2 separate regions of the Homo sapiens genome follow, and region 2 is linked to region 1. Evidence: chromatin loops called from intact Hi-C (ENCODE). Cell type or tissue: PC-3. All regions are shown on one strand. Each heading gives the region's core, and the rest is flanking DNA. Links, peaks and the distances in the headings are about the cores only. Region 1 overlaps SLIT1 (slit guidance ligand 1). Region 2 overlaps LCOR (ligand dependent nuclear receptor corepressor).

Region 1 (2,923 bases), core at 196-2,695:
AGACCCACTACATTCACTCCGGGCTTCGTGAAAGCTGTATGCAATTTGAAGGGAGGCCCTCGCACACGGCTCTATGACAAGTGACAATCGAGGGTTAGCCAGGAGTTACCATCCAGTGTTCCTGGTTCCTGAAGGTGCTGATGTTACTGAGAAGCCCTGCTCCTGATCTGACTCTGGCCAGGGCCTCTCCTGTCCACTCGCAGTGTGGAGGAGGGGTGTGTGGAAGAGGGGAAGTCTTCCTATTTAAAACCCTTGAACTCTAGACTAATCAGGACTTGGGGCTTTAGGTTCTTGTTCTGCCATCAACTTGCAATGGGCTTTCAGACAATTTATTCTTCTCTTGAGGCCTATTTTCTTACCTACACGAAGATGATTTCTAAGGTCTCACATGGTTCACACATGCTGTAATGATTGTGAGCACTCTTTACTGTGCTGGACTTCAATACCCTGCACAATCCTCTGCTGCTATTTACTTTGCAGTTAACTCATCTTCCATTCAGCCAGCCAGCCATCAGCAAATATCTACTATGCACCAGGTCCCAGGCTAGGGTTCCCCAATGTCTGTCTTCATTGCTATACTCTGGCATTTTGTTGCCTCTCATTTGCTGTAGGCTGGAAAGCTAGATGTCCAAATGCATTAAGAATTTGGCATGAAAGGAAATATGGAAGGATTAAGTAAATTATGGCATGCCCATATGACAGAATAGCAAGTACTTAATAATGATGATAAAGACAACACATTTATTTATTTATTTATTTATTTATTTATTTATTTAGAGACGGAGTTTCGCTCTTATCGCCCAGGCTGGAGTGCAGTGGTGAGATCTCGGCTCACTGCAACCTCCGCCTCCCGGGTTCAACCAATTCTCCTGCCTCAGCCTCCTGAGTAGCTGGGATTATAGGCACCTGCCACTATGCCTGGCTAAGTTTTGTATTTTTAGTAGAGATGGGGTTTCGCCATGTTGGCCAGGCTGGTCTCAAACTCCTGACCTCAGGTGATCCACCCGCCTCAGCCTCCCAAAGTGTTGAGATTACAGGCATAAGCCACCGTGCCCGGCCAACACTATACCTTATTATTTGATGAAAACCTAGAATAAAGTAGACTGTACACTCTGATGTACAAACATATACACAGGAAATGGAAGGGAATACACTAAAATCAAATCAGTTGCATTTATGGGATGATAGGTGGTTCTTTTCTTTTTGAATTTCCTTTGCACTAAGATGTTGTGCTTTTCTCATGCTTTTAGACAGGCATTCATTCATTCACCAGACATTGACTGGTGCCTGCTAGTGCCTGACACAGCTGGGGATTTAGTGGTTTCTGCCCTCAAATGCAGCAGGAGACAGTGATGCGCACAGATAGATCGCCTAGGAGTGGGATGGATGATTCTGTGACTTGTAAGACAGCCAGGGGGCGCTATTTCAGTCCAGGTTACGCAAATAGGAGCTGGGTAGGGCCTTGGCATGAACAGATCAAATAGCTACTGTTTCAACTATTTCCATATTATGCCAGAGATCAACAACACAGGGTTATTTTTACTTTGGCTGGGGTATAAACCTGAATCCACAGTCCTTTTGGATTGGCGTGGCCTGGCTGCGGTGTCTGCCTCCCCAACCCCTGACCACCAAATACATCTCAGTCGGGCCTTGGCTCTGCACTCCCCACTGAGTTCACAGGAGTTTTCGTCAGGAGAAATAGTCCCCAGATGAATGCAAACTACAAGTACTACCGAAGAGAGGGCAAGGCAGTCCTCAGCCCCGAAAATCCAGCCTTTGGATAAATGAAAGCTTGTAATGTTGAATTCAGGTGTGGCTCAGAGTCTATTCAGTATAGAAACAAGGAAAAGCAAGTGTGGGCCAATCCAGAATTTATATTTTTGAATAGCTTTAGACGTGACTTTGTACCCATATTTTTTGTTGTTGTCGTTTTTTGTTTTTTTGTTTTTGTTTTTTGAGACGGCTGGTGTGGCATGAGCCACAAGTTGCCCAGGCTGGAGTTCAGTGGTCCGATCTCAGCTCACTGCAACCTCTGCCTCCTGGGTTCAAGCGATGCTCCTGCCTCAGCCTCCTGAGTGGAGTAGCTGGGATTACAGGCGCCTGTCACCATGCCCAACTAATTTTTGTATTTTTAATAGAGACAAGGTTTCACCATGTTGGCCAGGCTGGTCTTGAACTCCTGACCTCAGGTGATCTGCCTGCCTCAGCCTCCCAAAGTGCTGGGACTACAGGCGTGAGCCATCGCTCCTGGCCTGCACCCATATTTTTTTTATGATGGAGAGAGGGGAAGGAGCACTTACATCTCAGGTGTCACTTTGCTGACATTTATGGAGGGACCGTAAGCCACGCCGTGGGCCCTCTCTTTCACAGGGCCTCAGATTTCATCTTTTTGGCATTTTTCTCTAAATGAGCTACAGGACTGAAATAAAGCATTCCCAATCATCTTTCAACTTGTGGCTCATTGCCAGGCCACACTCCTTATCATGTGCTATAAAAAATACTTAGAAATACATTGTGTATTTATCTTTCGAATAACATACTTATGTGACATCACACTTTTTGTTAGTATAAAAATACTAATCTGGTGAGTGTAAACATTTTAAATATACCACCATTTAAAAATTCCTGTTATCTTAAAAAGTCTTTGTTTTTCTAAACACACTGGAACTTCAGAAAAAAATCACCCATCCCGTTAGCCAGGATGGATGCTGTCAGCAAATAAGGAAAGAAAAAAATGAAACACATGCCGAGGTCGAACCTGCTCTCTTTTCTGAGCTGTGTTGTTCCCTCAGCACCTCTTTTAGGTCATGCGTGCTTGTCTGTCTTCTCCCTCTAGGTTGCAGGCTCTTTATTGAAACATGAAGTGACCCCCAGATATATTAAGGGAGCCACTCAAGGTCGCCCAGGCACGGGGCAGCTGCAT
Region 2 (2,923 bases), core at 185-2,684, 180 kb after region 1:
AGAAGAATCACTTGAACCTGGGAGGAAAAGGATGCAGTGAGCCGAGATCACACCACTGCACTCCAGCCTGGGTGACGGAGCCAGACTCAGTCTCAAAAAAAAAAAAAAAAGAAAAGAAAAGAAAAAAAAGCAAGCTTTTTAGAAAATTTTTGTATCAACTGATCATTCTAAACGTACCAGAGGAGCCTGTTACTATATTAAATCAGATATGAATTATGTTGTAAAGTGAAACAGATGTCTTTGTGGTAAATTCACATTTTCACATGTGGAATTTTCTTTTATCAAGTAGGATACATTCTATAGATCCCTTTAGTTTCTCTTTCCTATTTATGTATGTATGTATGTATTTTGAGATTGAGCCTTGATCTGTCACCAGGCTGGAGTGCAGAGGCGCAATCTCGGCTCACTGCAACTCCACCTCCCGGGTTCAAGCGATTCTCCTGCCTCAGCCTCCCAAGCAGCTGGGGCTACAGGTGCATGCCACCACACCCGGCTAATTTTTGTATTTTTAGTAAAGATGGGGGTTTCACCATGTTGGCCAGGACGGTCTCGATCTCTTGACCTCGTGATCCACCCGCCTCGGCCTCCCAAAGTGCTGGGATTACAGGCATGAGCCACTGTGCCTGGCCTCTCTTTCCCTTTATACTGTGAGTTTAGGAAAGGTAAAGCATGCTTTTACCTTCTGCAAAACTCTAAAAAATCACGTACTAAGAGAACTATACACAATAATCATTTTTTGATAATGATAAAATGATTCAGATTTTATGAAAAATAAGCTAATCATGAGATCAAAAACAACAGTCACAGACTATCTAGTATTATGAGTAAAAATAATAATGCTCTGGCCGGGTGGAGTGGCTCATGCCTGTAATCCCAGCACTTTGGGACGTTGAGGTGGGAGGACTGCTTGAGTCCAGGAGCTCGAGACCAGCCTGGGCAGCATAATGAGACCTCATCTCTATATTTTTTTATTATTTATTTATTTATTTATTTTTTAAAACAACAGGCTTTCCAATAATAGCAATTATCATGGGAAATAATACTGGTGTTCACAACATCTTCTAATCCAAAAAGAAAGTCTTGGCCAGGCGCGGTGGCTCATGTCTGTAATCCCAACACTTTGGGAGGCCAAGGTGGGCAGATCACTTGAGGTCAGGAGTTCGAGACCAGCCTGGCCAACATGGTGAAACCCCGTCTCTACTAAAAATACAAAAATTAGCCGGGCATGGTGGCACACACCTCTAATCCCAGCTACTCGGGAGGCTAAGGCAAGATAATTGCTTCAGCCTGGGAGATGGAGGTTGCAGTGGGCCGAGATTGTGCCACTGCACTCCAGCCTGGCTGACACAGCAAGACTGTCTCAAAAAAAAAAAAAAAAAAGTGTAAGTTTTCTAGAAAGTATTAAATGTGTCATGCAGATATATAAGATGGTGATACCATTAATACATTTTCTGATACTTTCTGCTTTCTGTTATTTTAAAGAGTTAATTATTCATCTAGATTACTGCACATTTAAAAAATTCTTGTGAGACAACTATATGTTTCTAAGTAATCCCCTTCACCTCTGTAAACAACTGTGATGAACTTCTCTTTTTTCCTGAGACAGGGTCTCACTCTGTCCCTCAGGCTAGAGTACAGTGATGCAATCATGACTCACTGCATCCTCGACCTCCTGGGCTCAAGCGATCCTCCCACCTCAGCCTTCCGAGTAGCTGGGACTACAGGTACACAAAACCACACACAGCTAAAGCTAATTTTTGTATTTTGTGTGGAGACAAGGTTTCACCATGTTGCCCAGGCTTGTCTCCAACTCCTGGGCTCAAGCGACTTGCCTGCCTCAGCCTTCCAGTGTGCTGGAATTACAGGCGTGAGCCACCTGGCCTGTGATGGACTAATTTTCAATGATTCAGAAGTTATAACAAACGCTGCTTTACTTCAAATGGTATTGTTATAATAGTTTTTAATACAATTGTAAGGCACAACTGAGTAAAATTTATTTTTTGTCTTTAAGCTCTAGAAAACATTTAAAGTCTAAAGAAAAGTCCCTTTAGACAGGTCTAGACCAGGAGCAGTGGCTCATGCCTGTAATCCCAGACCCCATCTCTATTTTTCTTTAATCTAAATTTTAAAAAATATATAGAGAGGAAATTTTAAAATAGACATGTCTGAAGCATATTAATTTCTAGTCTCCCAATACCAAATTTGAAACGTTAGTCTAAACCCTAGTTACAGCCATCATTTTTTTCTTTTAGCAAACCCTGACGTATCCTGCTCTTATACTAACAAATGCACATTACACATGACAGGATCCTTCTATTACCCTCAATTATAAGAACTTCATTATAGTAAAGATACAACAAATACTAGTTTTTACTATGTAAAATTCACTGGCTTGCACAATAATGAATTCAGAAAAATGATTAAGTGATATGCTAAAAGAATCTACAACTCTCTTTATCAAAAAGTAGATTAAAACATGAAACAAAGGAATAAAAAGAAGACCAAAAATCATTAGAAGATGCCACTCATTACTACACAGCTTTCCTAACTTGACCCTCACAATCCATTAAGCAAAAGATTCTTAAATTCGGCCATCTACCCCATAAGATACTTAGTTTCATCCTTAAGACATCATTATACCTGACACTTTGTAACAGACCAAACCTAACCAATTCAAAAATCAGAGAAACCAAGAATCAACGAAATTCAAACAAACACTTTAAAAACAGTATATTTAACTTAGCACCAGGAAACAAAATATAAACCAGGGGTGGTGGCTCACACCTGTAATCCCAGCACTCTGGGAGGCCAAGAGAGGCGGAACGTCAGGAGTTTGAGACCAGCCTGGCCAAAAGGGTGAAACCCTGTCTTTCCTAAAACTACAAAAAAATTAGCTGGGTATGGTGCCACCCGCCTGTAATAC

Evidence for each region. Hi-C counts contacts between places; a loop is a spot of excess contacts. Peaks named below come from ENCODE experiments on the same cell type or tissue, not always from the same donor. Only the 100,000 strongest peaks of a DNase experiment are listed, where the experiment ranks them.
Region 2: a loop joins it to region 1, with 5 times the contacts of the local background. A loop is called at or near these places in 46 of 110 quality-filtered maps.

Annotation. Positions count from the first base shown.
Region 1 is chr10:97,024,318-97,027,240 of GRCh38, reverse strand. All of the region lies in intron 25 of SLIT1 (slit guidance ligand 1), which reads left to right. Among named protein-coding and RNA genes, the nearest start is that of SLIT1-AS1, 77 kb to the left of the region's middle. In PC-3, for the core only: a CTCF peak has its summit at 1,411; a DNase peak (open chromatin) is centred at 2,440; H3K4me3 peaks cover 393 bases; H3K27ac peaks cover 727 bases.
Region 2 is chr10:96,839,820-96,842,742 of GRCh38, reverse strand. The region is part of intron 2 of LCOR (ligand dependent nuclear receptor corepressor); the gene reads right to left. Among named protein-coding and RNA genes, the nearest start is that of LCOR, 9.0 kb to the right of the region's middle. RefSeq lists enhancers at 1,497-1,791, 2,434-2,923. In PC-3, for the core only: no CTCF peak of the experiment used is centred there; a DNase peak (open chromatin) is centred at 1,642; H3K4me3 peaks cover 416 bases; H3K27ac peaks cover 648 bases.